Regions from separate parts of the Homo sapiens genome. Here region 1 is linked to region 2. Evidence: read pairs that join two places in POLR2A ChIA-PET (ENCODE). Cell type or tissue: OCI-LY7. All regions are shown on one strand.

Evidence for each region. ChIA-PET counts read pairs that join two places held together with the same protein. Peaks named below come from ENCODE experiments on the same cell type or tissue, not always from the same donor. Only the 100,000 strongest peaks of a DNase experiment are listed, where the experiment ranks them.
Region 1: POLR2A ChIA-PET joins it to region 2 with 5 read pairs; 4 of 35 experiments call an interaction of 5 or more read pairs at or near these places.

Annotation. Positions count from the first base shown.
Region 1 is chr6:90,254,982-90,262,981 of GRCh38, forward strand. All of the region lies in intron 2 of BACH2 (BACH transcriptional regulator 2), which reads right to left. Among named protein-coding and RNA genes, the nearest start is that of BACH2, 38 kb to the right of the region's middle. In OCI-LY7, no CTCF peak of the experiment used is centred here; no DNase peak of the experiment used is centred here; H3K27ac peaks cover 806 bases.
Region 2 is chr6:90,410,654-90,418,653 of GRCh38, forward strand. No RefSeq gene overlaps it. Among named protein-coding and RNA genes, the nearest start is that of MIR4464, 100 kb to the left of the region's middle. RefSeq lists enhancers at 784-1,143, 2,165-3,106, 3,107-4,048. In OCI-LY7, no CTCF peak of the experiment used is centred here; DNase peaks (open chromatin) are centred at 3,438 and 3,908; H3K4me3 peaks cover 1,073 bases.

The DNA of each region.
Region 1 (8,000 bases), 160 kb before region 2:
TTCTCAATCAATTGACTTTTTCAACATCAGATGGGTGGCTGGAGCCTTCACAAACTTCAGAGCCCTAATAGAGATCCCCTTTTCTAGCCCACATAAATAATACAAATCATATCTCTATGATCATTAGAGATGCAAAAAATCGGTACAGGCCTTTCTCCCCTTCTAACACATTATCTTAGGCTTGTTTTATTTATTTAATTTTTACATTCCTCATGTGATCTGTGGCCACACAAGACTGATTCTCCAAACTGAACTTCATTCTATCTGCTCCACAATAAGCAATATTTATTCATTTTCACTCAACAATTGTTTACTAAAAATGTACTGTGTGTAAGACATTGTGCTAAGAGCAAGTAAGTACTAGGAAGTCACAGTTCTATCATCAAGTTTTAAATCTAGTAGGTGAAAGACTCATACAGAAGTATCAAGGCAGCCATGGGCCACCTGAGTGGTGAAACTGAGACCCAAAGAGTGTCAGGAAGACAGGAGGCACTCAACTGTGGTAAATGGGGAGAATGACAGAGGAGATGGCATTTGAGTTGGGCCTGAGAGGACAGGTTGTCCAGGATTTGGATTGACAATGATTTAAGGGAAGAGAAGAGGGAAGAAGAAAACAGCCAACTTTAAGCAAAGGAAACACAATGAGACAAATTTGCAAAAGCAAAAAATGTAATGAGCATTGCATACCACCAGAAGAGCAGGTGAATAAGGGTACTAGCTAGAAGCAGCAAGGTTCATTCATTTGTATTAGAGAAAAGTGCAAGATAAATGGTTCATCTGAACAATGGGTGGTTTCACAGGGTTTGAAAACATCTCTCCCTCTGTAAGTCATACTATCTCCGACTGAAGGGTCCAACGTGAAGCAGGAACGAAGGGGCCAGTCCTGTTTGGTTGTCCAGGTGCAGGACCCAAAACCAGCAACACACAGAGTGACATATGTTGTGACTATGCCCTTCTCATATCAACCCCAAAATGTACCGAAACACTGAAAAGACATTTTCCAACGGAGACTTGCCCAAGTTTTCCTTTTAAAACTATTCAGTTTTGAACCTCCAAATTCTGAATTTCAAACTCAACCACCTGCTTTCTCAGCAACTTCACCAGTGAACTCAATGTTGAAGCTCCTGGGGAAAAAAAAAATCTCACATAAAACGTACAGTGTGATAAATCCAGGCCTCATAGCATTAGCTGTGTCCTCCCACTTCCCACAGGGACTATTCCATGAAACTTATAGTGTCTTCTTCCTGGTGCACAGCTGGGCCACGTTTTCCAGCCTCCTTTGCAGCTAGTTGGTGACATGTGATTGAGTTCTACCACGAAATATAAGTGAAAGTGATTATGCTAATTTCTAGGCCTAATTTCTATGCTAATTTCTAGGCCTACTCCATAAAAACCTTCCATGTGTAACCTGCCATGTTTTTCCCCCTCTCTTGATGTGATGCAAACAAGCACAGTAACTCTGGGAGTCACATGGTGAAGATGGAGAAACTACAAGATGGAAGGAATCTGAATTCCTGAAGGATTTCCAGGAGGAAAATGTCACCTACCATTCATCAACACCCATTTAAGACCTCATGTGAATAAGGAAGAAACTTGTGTTAGAACAGTGAAATGTTGAGAAGTTATCTTGTATTTTTTTATTTTGAAAAATAATTTTTATTACGTATATTTATGGTATACAACGTGATGTTATAGGCTTAATATAGATAGTAAAAAGGTTACTGTAGTGAAGCAAATTAACATATCCATCATCTCAGTTACCCTATTTTTGTTTTTATGTTAAGAGCAGCTAAAATCTCACTTAGCATGAATCCCATACCTATAGTCTTCATACTGCACATTAGATCTCTATACTTGTTCATACTACTTTGTATCCTCTGACCTACATCTCTCCATTTCCTGCCCACAACCCATATCCCTGGTAACCACTGTTGTATTCTCTCTGCATATTTGAAATTTTTTTGGTTCCACATATAAGTAAGATCATATAATATGTCTTTCTTTGGCGTATTTCGCTTAGCACAATGGGCTTTCCCATGTTGTGGCAAATGACAAGCTCTCATTATTTTCTAGGGCTGAATAATATTCATTTTGTATAAACCAAATGTGGTATACTTACAGCCACTTCTTTCTCTATTTGTCCATCATCAGACACTTAGGTTGTTTCCATATCTTAGTTATTGTGAATCATGCTGCAGTGAACATGGGAGTGCAGACATCTTTATGAGGTGGTGATTTCATTTCCTTTGGGTATATGCCCAGAAAAGGAATGGCTGGGTCATATATGGTAGTTCTGTTTTTAATTTCTTTAGAAACCTCTATAACGTTTTCCATAACGGCTATACCCAATCTACATTCCCACCAACAGTGGACAAGAGTCCTCCACATCCTCACCAACATTTGTTATCTTTTGACTTTTTGATAACAGCCATCCTAACAGTTGTGAGGAGGTAAATCACAGTGGTTTTGATTTGCATTTCCCTGATATGATGTTGTGTACCCTTTCATATGCCTGTGGCCATCTTTGTGTCTTCTTTAGAAAAATGTCTACTCAGGCCTTTTGCCCATTTTATAAATCAGGTAATTCGTTTGTTCTTTGCTATTGAGTTGTATGAGTTCCTGATAAATTTTGGCTACTAACTCCTTACCAAATACATGATTTACAATATATCTGATGTACATTGGAATATTGGGATATACTGATTGGAATTTTTTCCCAATCTGTAGGCTGCTACTTCACTTTGTTGATTGTTTCCTTTACTGTACAGAAACTTTCTAGTTTGGTGTAGTCCCATTTATTTATTTTATTTTTGAGATGGAGTCTCACTCTGTCCTCCAGGCTAGAGTGCAGTGGCGCCATCTCGGCTCACTACAATCTCGGCCTCCTGGGTTCAAGCGATTCTCCTGCCTCAGCCTCCCAAGTAGCTGGAATTACAGGTGTGCGCCACCACACCCAGCTAATTTTTGTATTTTTAGTAGAGATGGGGTTTCACCATGTTGGCCAGGATGGTCTCGATCTCCTGACCTTGTGATCCCCCTACCTCAGCCTCCCAAAAGTGCCGGGATTACAGGCGTGAGCCACTGCGCCCAGCCCCCATTTATTTAATTTTGCTTTTGTGGCCTGAGCTCTTGTTGTGATATCCAAAAGCTGACTACCAACGCCAATGTCCAGGAGCTATTCCCCTATGTTCCTGTGTAGGAGTTTTATAGTTTCTGCTTTTATGTTTAGGTCTTTTATCAATTTTGAGTTGATTTTTGTATGTGGTATACGATAACAGTCCAATTCCATTCTTTTGCATGTGGAAATCCAGTTTTCTTAACATCCTATCAAAGAGACTATTCTTTTCCCATTGTGTCTTCTTGGTGCCCTTGTCAAAAATTAGTTGACTATATATACGTGGATTTATTTCTGGACTCTCTATTCTGTTCCACTGGTCTATGTGTCTGTTTTTATGCCTGTATAATACTGTCTTTATTACTATAACTTTGTAATATAATTTTTAAATCAGGAAGTATAATACCTCCAACTTTGTTTTGCTTTTTCATAATTGTTTTGGCTATTCAGGGTCTTTCATGGTTCTGTACAAATTTAAGAAGCATTTTTTCTATTTCTGTGAAGAAGGTCACTGGAATTTTGATAGAGATTGCACCGAATCTGTATATTGCTTTGGGTACTATGGACATTTCAACAATATTAATTCTTCTGATCCATGAGCATGTGATATCTTTCCATTTTTTTGTGCTTAATTTCTTTCATTAATGTTTTATAGTTTTCAGTGTACACATCTTTCACATTGGTTGAATTTATTCCTAGGTATTTTGTTCTTTTTGATGCTTTGTTAAGTGGGACCATTTTCTTCATGTTCTTTTCAAACAGACTGTAATTGGTATGAAAAAAAACGCAACTGATTTTGCATGTTGATTTTGCACCCCACAGCTTTACTGAATTCATTCGTTGTTCTAACAGTTTTTTTGTGTGGAATCTGCAGGGGCTTTTTTCCCCCCCTACAATATAGGATCACACCATCTGCAAATAGAGATAACTTTACTTCTTCCTGACCTCAATGCCTTTAATTTCTTTTCCTTATCTAATTACTATTGCTGGTACTTCCAGTACTATGTTGAATAGAAGTGGTGAAAGTGGGCATCCATGCCTGCCTGATACTAGACCTTCATGGAAAAACTTTCAGTTTTCCCCCATGTATTATAATGTTAGCTGTGGGTTTTTCATAAATGGCCTTTATTACACAGAGAAGCTTTCCTTCTATACATACACTATTGAGCATTTTTCTCAATAAAGGATGTTGGACTTTGTCAAATGCTTTTTCTGTGTCAATTAAGATTATCATGTGATTTTTATCTTTCATTCTGTTAATGCAATGTATCACTACTGATTGATCTGCAGATGTTAAACCAGCTTTGTATGCCAGGGATAAATCCCACTTAGTCATGACATGTAATCTTTTTGATGTGTTGTTGGATTTGGTTTCCTAATATTTTACTGGGGCTTTTTGCACCAATATTCATCAGAGAAATTGGGTTTAAATTTTCTTTTCTTGTGATGTCTTTGGCTGGCTGGGTATCAGGGTGATCCTGGCCTCATAAAATGTGTTTGAAAGTATTCCTTCTAGTTCTATTTTTTTGGAAGAGTTTAAGAAGTACTGGTATCAATTCTTTGAATGTCTGGTAGAACTCAGCTGTGAAGCTATCTGTTCCTGGGCTTGTCTTTGTTGAGAGGTTTTTCATTACTTCTCCAATCTATTTGTGATTGGTCTGTTACAGGCTTTCTATTTCTTCCTGAGTCAATCCTGGTAGGTTGTATTTTCCTAGGAATTTATCTGTTTCCTCTAGGCCACCCAATTTGTTGGCATATAATTGTTCGTAATAGGGACTTATCATCCTTTTTATTCCCGAGGTGTCTGTTGTAATTTCTTCAATTTCATTTTTGGTTTTACTTGAGTTTTCTTTTTTCTTTGTTAGACTATCTATGGGTTTGCCAATTTTACTTAAAAAAAAACCCAACTCTTAAGTTTATTGATTCTTCCTGTGGCTTTTCTATTATCCATTTAGTTTATGTTTGTTCTGATTTTTATTTCTTTCCTTCTACTAATCTGGTTTTAGTTTGTTCTTTTTCTAGTTCCTTGAGGTGTAATGTCACACTATTCATTTGAGATCTTTCTTCTTTTCTAATGTAGGCATATATTGCTATAAACTTTCCTCTCAGAACTGCTTCTCCTATATCCCATCAGTTCTGGTATATTGTGTTTCCGTTGTCATTTGTCTCAAGGCATTTTTTAAATTTATCTTTTAATTTCTTCTTTGACCCATTGGTTGTTCTGGGGCATGTTGTTTATGTTCCAGATATTTGTGAATTTTTCAAGATTCCTCCTGTCACTGATGTCTAGTTTATACCACTGTGGTTTGAAGTTATATCTGAAATGATACTAGACATAATTTCAATCTTAAATTTTGTGGCCTAACATATGGTCTATCCTGGAGAATGTTCTATGTATACTCTAGAAAAACTTTACATTCTGCTGCTGTTGGATGGAAAATTCTGTACATGTCTATTGGGTCCATTTGGCCAAAAATGCAATTCAAGTCCTGCATTTCTTACTAATTTTCTGTCTGAATGATGTACATGTTGTTGAACTGAGAAGTTATTTTTACAGCAGCTAGCATTACCTTAATAATATACACATTTCGACCAAATTCTTTATGTTAGTTTGGGTCTACCCAGAAGCAAGTACCAAGATAGAACTAGAAATACAAAAGATATATTGAGAAAGGAAGCCACAGAATGTGGGAGGTCCTTCAAACCACACCTATGGACATGGAGAGGAAAGGAAGAAGGAATGGCTAGGAAGTCTTGGATTCCAACACAGTTCCAAGAAAGGTCTGCTCAGGCCAATAGGAGTTCTTGAGCCAATTTGGCCCACTGGAAAAGTCCTGTGTCCCACAGGAATGAGCCTGAAATAGGAGCCCCTATTGTGCTTGGTCATGACTGGGAGACGCTAGTGGCAATTTGTAGTTTAGTACAATGCAAGGGTGGCTGCAGAGGGGCAGCAGTTGGGCCATCAGTCAACTACGCTTCTAGCTGTAGATCTAAGCACTTATTTTCATGGACACTACACCCCTCAAACTTCCAACTTTCAAGACCTACAATCCCTTATCCATATCCACACCCAGTCTTTCCTCCTTTGTTCCCATCTATTAAAAACTGAGTTGTCCTTTGTCTAGCCCAAAGCTAATCTTGCCATGTGTTCTAGCTTACGTGCCATCAGATCTGCTTAGAGACATTATTCCATCAGTTATCTCCTTCTTCTTCCTGTCTAATGGATTATATCTATCCTCCAGGATGTAAACTTGCTTGAGATTTTAACCTTGAAAAAGAATATTAAAAAAATGTTCCTTGACAACTCTTGCTCTCCTTCCCTTAGTATCTAAGCTCCTTGAAAGAGTAGTATAAATGAACCATCTCATTTCTTATTTTTCACCACCCACTAATTGCTCTTGCTAGGATTACTGAACCTACCAGTTGACACATCCTGGAACCCTTGCTTGACCCCTCTGAAGTATTCAACATTCTTGACTACTCCCTCCTTCTGCAGATTCCTGCTTTGGGTTCGTGGAGCACCCTATCCTCAGGTTTTCCTCATACCCTCAGATCATTCCTTCTAAAGCTTCTTTTTATTTGCTTCCTCCTTAAAAGTCCACTTCCTAGGGCTTATATCATTGGTTCTCTCTGTTCTCTGTTTCCTACATTAATATCGCCCCTTGATCTCACGATCTAATTGAGCACTTATATACTTATATACTGATGAGATCACTCATGTAGTCACCCATGTAGTCTCAATACTCATAACCAATCAGTTACCAAGTTCTGAGGATTCTATTTCTTAACTGGCTCTCAGCACCATCATCTCCTTATCTCCCCACTGCCACTGCCCCATGAACTTCTGTAGGAGCAGAGTGACCCTCTCGCCTTGGATTCCATTCCTACTTATCTGTACCTCCACAGTGCTGCAAGAGAATATTTCTAAAGCACAAATTTCATCATGAAACCTCTGCATTGAGATTCCTGAAGTTGTTCCCCACTGACTACAGGATGAAGGCCAGCCTCCTTGGCATGGTACGTAAGGTCCTTCATAATCAGTTTTAGTCTGATCTTCCTCCACTACCTTCTCCATGTTCCCAAACTCTCATTATATGAAGTTATTTGAAATTCATACAATGTGGCATATGTTTCATGCTTCTATGGCCTTGTATGGGCTCTTTGCCCAAAATGCTCTATGACCCTGCCCTAACTGGGGGAATCTACTGTGCATTCTTTCAATGTTTGGTTTGGGATTCATTTGTACAGCGATGACTTTTACAGACCAATTCACCTATCTGTGGAGCCCCTTCCCATCCCCACGCCCCATTCCCAGGCCATTCAAGTGGCTGTTGTGTTGTTAGTACCCATTCATGGGTACCATGCGTGCACATGATTCCAGGACAGCAATCCTGCCCTGTTCCTTTTTGACTAGCACTGACACAGAGTAGGCACTAAATGGATGTTTACTGACTGAAAGAATGAATGATGTACAGACCCAATCTCCGAAGTTTGGCCTCACAAAATTTGCCTCTGAAAAACAAAATTATCACAGAGTAGCCAAAAACCATGATGACACCAATCAACATTACATGCACACACTGGTGTCCAAGTGCAGGTAGTGACATCTCCAATTTACACGTGAAAAGTGGATACTTGGCATTAAAGGAGAAAGATTCAAATGGTCTACGTAAGACAGCCACAAAGATAGCTCAAGAGCTATTATCCCAAGGGACACGCATTAACTGTTAGTAAGTATATAAACTAGAGTTCACATTTCACACAGAACTTTCTAACACAAATTGGAAACAGGAGACGATTAAGCTGATCTAAGGAAAAGCATGGCTTTGATACACAAGAAACTACACATGCATTTTACATTAAATGCTTTTTAAAATTCACTCAC
Region 2 (8,000 bases):
TGTCTATACAGATGCCGAAGTGATAAGAATTTTAAGAGGGAAAGTATATTTAAGAGTATGAAATACCGTTAAGGCTGGGTGCAGTGGCTCATGCCTGTAATCCCAGCACTTTGGGAGGCTGAGGTGGTGGATCATGAGGTCAGGAGTTCAAGGCCAGCCTGGCCAAGATGGTGAAACCCCATCTCTACTAAAAATACAAAAATTAGCTGTGGCGGCAGGCGCCTGTAATCCCTGCTGCTCGGGAGGCTGAGGCAGGAGAATCACTTGAATCTGGGTGGCAGAGGTTGCAGTGAGCCAAGATCACACCACTGCACTCCAGCCTGGGTGACAGAGTGAGGCTCCGTCTCAAAAAAAAAAAAAAAAAAAAAAAAGAAAGAAAGAAAGAAAAAAAAGAAAGAAATACCTTTAAGACACCAAGAAAGATAAGGACAGGGATTAGCCACTTGGAAGTCACTGGTGCCCTCAGACCCACACAAATAGCTCCATCACAAAGTAGGATGTGGTGGAAAACAAAATGAACAAAATGCAAGTTGAAAGGGCCACGTGAACCCAGGAGAGGAAAATCATTTAGGACGAAACAATCACGGAAAGCTTCATGTCCAAAGTAGCATTTCACTTGGGTCCTGAAGGATGGGTGATATTTTTAAAATGAAGGCCAGAGAAGTGGAGGAAGGGAGGGCACCCAGCTGACTATAGCATGAGCAAAAGTGCAATGGCAGAGATGTTTAGGGTGTGTTCACCAAGAGGTGAACAGTTCATGCTTGGTCTGATGGCTAGGGGCCAAATGTGAGTGCTGGCTAAGGAGAAGGGACTTTCTCTGTTCAATTTACAAATGAGTCAGCTGTAATTTACCTTCCCTTAGGTTATCGGCCTGAATATGTAAATGAGGGATAGCTGTCACTAGAATGAAACTGACATCTAGAAAAGCGCCTCCCTATAATCTTGCCTTTCCATATAAGGGCTCCCTGGCGTGCTTCACAGGTGAACTCTACAGCAAACGCATTCTTCTCTCTCCTTTCAGCCTTGGTCTTTCCTCTGACTCAGGGGCCTGGCTTGTGGTGCTGAGGCACCTTCCGGCTGCTGAGAATTGGACTACTCTGTCTTCTTGCTGACTGCGGCAAAGGAACGCCCGGGGTCTGACAATCACCTCTACGAGAGCAGCTTGGATGTTTCTCATCTTTCACTTGACTTTCTTATCCCTTTACTTAAATATATATATATATATATATACTTTAGAGACAGGGTCTCACTCACTATGTTGCCTAGGTTGGACTCAAACTTCTGGGCTCAAGTGATCCTCCCACCTCAGCCTCCCAAGTGGCTGGATTACAAGCATGTGCCACCACACCCTGCTCATCCCTTCAGTTTTTAGCCCAGAAAGCTGGCACTAAAAGGGATGGTAGGTTTGAGGGATTTTAGATGGAAGACAATTTAGGTGACTCTGCACTATATTATAGTCAAATATCCTGCAACCTTTGTTCCTAGAAGAAACCTGTGCATCCTGAATCTCTGACCCCTGGGAATACATTCTTTTCCCCCAGCACCTCACCTAGGAATGGTCACTTGGGTTAAGGGTTCTCAGGCTTGGTGGCCAAAAGCCAACACCTGTTCATTTATCTCCTATCTTGTACTCAGTCTCTTAAGACTTTTCTGCAACTTGGACCCTGGTGGGCCAAGTGCATTTGCCCAGAGAGAAAAATTGCACAAATTAGAACTCTGGATTGATATTTCACTTACATACCTCCACTTGGGGATCCTCAACACAGCTTAAATAGTAATGTCTTTAATGGGGGTCATCAAGGGCATTTAAGTAGGGACATGCAATGAGCAGAACCACTTTTGGAGAAGACTGCACTTGGCAGTCGTTCCCTAACAGATTTGAGAGAGCAGAGGTGGGAAATGGCAAATTGTTAGGAAACTGATAATGGGCCCAGGGAGAAAAACCTTGAACCAAGGAACTGAGCTAGATGTGGAAGGGTGGGCGTGGGTTTTAGAAACACTTCTTTAGAGGAAAACCATGATTAAAAAAGGAGAAAGAAAGAAGGAAAGGAAAGGAAAGGAAAGGAAAAAAGGAAGGTGGGATTGGGGGAAGAAGGAAAGGAAGAAAGGAAAGAAGGAAAGAAAGAGGACATGGAAATCTCTGTAGGCCAGGAACAGAGTGAGGAGGCTCAGTATCATGGGGAGGGCCTGGGAAACCTGTGGCCCCTCAGGACACAGAGATTCTGAGCTGGCAGCAGGAGCTGAGCTGAGAACAGAACTGAGCTCACTCCAGGAGCCCAGGACAAGGAGCCAAGTGTGAATGTGGGGCCAGGCCTCTGCTCTTCATTGGTGACTAGAGCTGTAAGAGCTGTGCCTGACTGTCTGGGATGGCAGTGGAAAGAGGCTCCTTCTCCACAGGTCAGGGAGGAAGCAGACTATGGCATGAAGGGGGACCCAGTTCTGTGCTGGGCAGCTTCTTAACTGAAGACTCCAGCTACCCACTGCAGTGCATGGGCATCCATCTGCGGGGGAGGGGCACTGATACACCTGTTCCACCAAGAATGCCCCATCACAGTGCCCTTGACCCAGGCTCCTCAGGAAGCCTCTTGTCTGAGACTTCTCATCTCTTCACCCCACACTGAGGGGCTCCTTGTCCTGCCATTCAGTCTCATTCGCCTCCATGGAACTAGGAACAGCTTTGCTGAAGTCCCTGGAGTGTGGAGGGTCACCTCATTTATCCCATCTCAGAGCCAGACAGTTGACATCATCAGAGTGACCGGGCGTCTTTGGTTGTGCCGACTCCTCTTTGCCATGCGTGGCACCCCCCCGCCCCCCACTCCTCCTGTTATTGTGCCAACCCCAGCAGGGCAATGCCTTGCCCCAGGAAAGGGGAAGCTTTTTCCATAGAGCTGCTTTCCAGCAAAACTGGAACCCTCCTGAGTGAAAGCCCAGTGACCACGCAGCCCACGAGGGCTGGGACCCAGAGTGCGGGACGGGGATTCGTGGTGTATGCCCAGGGCCTTTGGTGCCAGAGGGAAGGATGATGAGGCTGTAGAATTCCTGTTCCCGCTCCTGGGAGAGGGACTGGAGAGGATTCCCTGCGATGGGTTTCTGAATGGCTACCAGAAACAAACAAGCACATCCATCGACAAGCCGTGGTAATTAGAAGGGAAACAACGATAGTGAAGTTACCTTTCTCCATTCATTCCGCAAGCATTTTTGAGTGTTTATTTCTGGCGCAGAGCTATTTTAGGGGCGGGGGGAGAGCATGTGAGGAAGAGGAAAGGGAATTGGTCCAACTCGCCAGCTTGAGAGGGGAGAGGCTGGCGGGGGATGGGCAGTATTAGTGTTTGGTCTGTGGAAGATGAAACGCAGCTCTGCTCTGTGGGCGGGCCTTTGATCTTCCAGTAACTGCTAGAGTAGCAATTAGCATCCTTAATGCTGAGGGGAGTCTCTGAGAAGCCCTTTAGCCTGCTGATCTAGGTTAGTAGATCCGGAAGTGTGGGTGCCTGTGAGCGAGTGTGTGTGTGTGTGTGTGTGTGTGTGTGTGGGAGACAGAGAGAGAGAGAGGGAGACAGAGAGAGAAAGAGAGAGAGACAGAGAGAGAAAGAGAGAGAGACAGAGAGAGAGAGACAGAGAGAGAGAGAGAGACTGAAATGGGTTTATTAGATGTTTGATGTTTCTTCCACAATACAGTTTTTCATATTTGAGAATGATGTGACACCTTCCAAATAAAATTCAGTTTTGTGTAGAAAATTGAATCATCTAAGCACTTACACTGAAAAGTCACAAAGTCCTAAATTTACAGGAAAACAGGACTCGTAAAACTTATAACACTGAGTAAAATATTATGCTCCAGAGCCCCTTTCAGACTTCTGGTCTGGGACAACCCTTCCCTTGTAGCCCCATGGTTCCATCAGCCCCGCGGTTGAGCTCTAGAAGCTGGCTGAATTTAAGTTTCCACTGGGCGATTTTGTGGACCCTATTTCAGTGACTTCACCTTTTTGAACCTCAGTTTCACATCTATAGATGGAGATAACCCGTAGCACAGGGCTAAACTCTCTCATCAGGTTATTTCTTTTTCTTTACTGTTTAAAAATGAGAATTAAATGAAATCATTTCTGTAAAGTACTGAGCCCACTAGAAAAGACCTGAAATAAAGTCTTAGAAGGGAAGTATTAAAAGGGAAGACTTTTTTTCCTTCAACAGCTGCTGAATAGGATGGGGGAATTGGAAGCCAAAAAATTTTAAAACTTAATTTAACTTAAAAATTTAAATAAAATAATTAGCTAGGTGTGGTGATGTGCACCTGTAGTCTCAGCTACTCAGGAGGCTGAGGCAGAAGGATAAATAAATTAATGTTGACACAGATACTATAATATAGACAAAAGAGGGGTGCCCATGATGGATAGCTGGAGAAAGGGAAAGACGATTTCTGTGTAGGGAAGGGGGCTGGAAAAAGAGGAGGCAGGAGAGCAACACAGGGGCTGGGGGGAGACGGGGGAAGGGAGGCATCCCCATGGGTGCCCCAACATCTAATGCTGGGCAATTCTGACCCTCAGCCCACATGCCCTCCCCTTTACCTGCCCTGACTTGGCTGGACCCGGACAGCCCAAGCCCTTCCTCCTCCACCCTGGCCGTATCCAACCCAGGCCAGGTGACTTTCCCTACAGCTCACCTGCTTCCTGTGCCATTCTCATTTCCACAGCCACAGCTCTCAACCCACACTGAGCTGGGGGCCCCATTGGCTCTCCTGAGTCCCTCCACCCATCTGCCCTAGCCCACAATGAATAGCTGCCCTGCTGCAGGCCTGGTGTTCCCTCTGCTTTATTGCATCATATGTTTTAATTTAATGAATTGATTATTTTTTTAAAATGACAAAACATTTCAAACATAAAACTACCCACTGTCAATATTTAACAAATGTTAGCTTTCTGCCATATTTACTTCAGATTTTTTTTAATTTTTATTTTTATTTTAGACAGGATCTTCCTCTGTCTCCCAGGCTGGAATGCAGTGGTGTAATCATAACTCACTGTAACCTCCAACTCCTGGGCTCGACTGATGCTCCTGCCTCAGCCTCCCGAGTAACTGGGACTGCAGGTGCATGCCATCATGCCCTGTAGGATTTTTTAAAGGTATGAAAAAATTACAGATAGAATTGGAATCTTCTCTTTGTTCCACCCCAGAGCTAACTATTCTCTTGAAGTTGGTTCTTATTTCTTTTTCATGCTTTTGAATTTTATGGTATATGTATGGATCCACAAACAATATTGCCTGTAGTGCTGTTTGGGGTAGTTACAATGTTTAAATAAATAGTATTTTGCTGTTTTTATTCAATATTGTGTTTCCAAGACTTATCCTATTTTGATGCTTGTAGAACTAGCTCATTCACATGTAAACCACTACATAGTTTCCATCTAGGAATGTATCATAATTATGTTTCAATCCCCAGTTGATGAATATTTAGGTTGCTTCACTATTTTTCTATGACAATATGTCTAAAATATTATTGTGTAGTTATTCTTGTGCACTTGTATCTTAGTATTTCTAATCTGTGTATGGTGTACAAACTTCAACTTTCTGGGTGCTACTAAATTGCTCTCCAAAATGGTTACCCTTCTATCAGGACTGAATGAGAATTCTAATTCCCTCACAACCTTCCCAATACTTAGTAATGTATGATGAACATTTTGCCACTGTTTTACTTTGCATTTCTGTGATTAGTATTGAAGGTGAGCATCTCTTTAAATGTTTTTTAGCCATTCAGGTTTTCATCTTCTGTGAATTATTTGCTTGGTTTCTCTTTGGGGTTTACTTTATCCTATTTATTTGTAGGAGCTCTTCAAGCACTCTGGGCAGTGATGCTTTGCTGGTTACATGTCTATCTTAGGAACACTTGGCAAGAGCAGGGATAGTGTTCTTCTCAATGGCATACCTGAATTCACTAGTTGGTTCTTTTATATAACAGTGAGAAATAAATTAAAACAGGGTATGAAAATTAACTTAAAGATTTTTCAAGCAAGTCTTTTTTGTTTTCCAACCAAGATAATATTAGATCTAAATAACTATTAACTATGCTATTTTTTCAGCTTCTGCTGCTGAAGTTCCTACTTGTATTTCAAAAGTCTGCATAGTTAAGAGCCAGTCCTCCGTTCTGCCCCATCTTGAGAAAGGTGGACTCAAAGGCTGTCATTCAGCGGACATAACCTTGCAACTGTTTCCTAGTTAGGGAAGGTGTCCTAACTCCCTTTTTATAAACTAGAATAATTGGCAAAGATGGAATGCAACTGTAACTTGTTCTTTTCTTATTCGGGACACCGAGAAATGGGCTTTTCTCTTCTCTAATGATATAAACATTATAAAGAAGCCAGCATACACCATTTTTCTGAATCAAGAGTAAACATGAAAATTATATGCTTTGTAATTTTCCTTCAGCCATCTGCCACTGCTCATGAGTCCTCATATAGCTTTATCTTGGGTCACTTCTCTTTCCACACAAAACGGATGCTGATGTGCATTATCTGAATCTATTCATCAGAGAGATTTCCCCTCACCACTCTTTCTGAGACACCTTGAATTGGGCTGTTGTATGGAAACATTCCATTTTCAGCTTGTAACAGTTTACAAAGCCACTCCACCCACGAACCAAGCTCTTGTACCCTCTGGATTCTCTTGAGCCTGATCCCAAATATACCATTTTCATTTTGCAATAGCTTGTTCAAGACCCATGCAGTTTAGGCCTTGTTGAGCCTGGCATTGTCTGGCTTCCACCAGGGCCTAGAAGCATGTCAGGAACTGATTTTCAAATGGTCTATGGTTCTCTGCTGTAGACTGCAGGGTCTTGCACCAGAACCCTAAATGTTTTCTGTTAGCACTTGCCAGAGGCTCCACAGATTGTCTTTCTCCATCACAGACACTTCTAAGTGCTGAGAGATCTTTTTGGTCATGTGGCCCAAGTGGCAAGGCTGCTAGTGCTGAAGTCTGGGCCTGCTACCGAGCTCTGTCTTGTTATTAAAGCTAGCAGCCTTTCATGTCACCTAACAGTACCTTCAGACTCTGTTGTGACAGAGAGCAGGAAAATTAACATAGCCCTGGACAAAACTATAAATCTATATTGTTGTCTGTCCCATGTGAATGCAAACTGCCTCTGATCCTCCTTCAGGCCAGACCAGTGACCTCACACCACGTCCTGAAGCTGTGTTCATCTGCTCTAGCAAAGACACCACATCTGGCACAGAAGCTGCAACTGGGGCTCCTACTTGGTTAAGTTAGAGCAGTTAACCATCAAGTGCCTTCATCCATTCAATTTATATGAGAGAGAATCTATTGAATTAAAAGGGGATATATAACAAAGACCAACACTCTTGAGTCCCCCAAGTCTTGAAGGGTGACAATAATCCCGCCACCCCCTCCAGGGCTGATATTGTTTAGATTTTCTGTCCTGGTCAGAGGAGAGTTTCAGGGGCATCTGCTTGGCTTTTCCTACCTCAAGTTCTTATTTTATAGGTCAAAAAATAAACAAATGTGAGCTTTCTGCCAACTCCTAAGTATGCCTACTCCAAATATGCATTTAGGAACCAAGGAAACGACCATGAGATGGGTCTGTGCATGAGTGAAACCTGCTGTGAGATGGCACTAGGTGAGAACTCCATCGACTATCTAACCTCCCCATTTACTACTACTCCAATGGGAGGGCCATGGTGGTACTTTGAGTAGTCCCCTTCTCCTAATATATGTTTATCTGAGCAAGTGGCCATAGGATGTCTTGGGAAAGACTGGGAGAATCAATACAGTATATTCTTGCCATGGTGGTACAGAGCCCAACCTCATGGAGACTCAGTCTGTCCTTTTGTCAGTGGGTTCTGGTTAGAAAACTGGTTCTGGCCTGGGCACTGAGCAGGAGGAGATCATGTTTCTCTACTGGGCTGGCTGACTCCAGGCTTCTGCTCCTCTATTCTTGATCTCTGTATCTTTTTTTTTTTTTTTTTTTGAGATGGAGTCCTTCTCCTTGCTCTGTC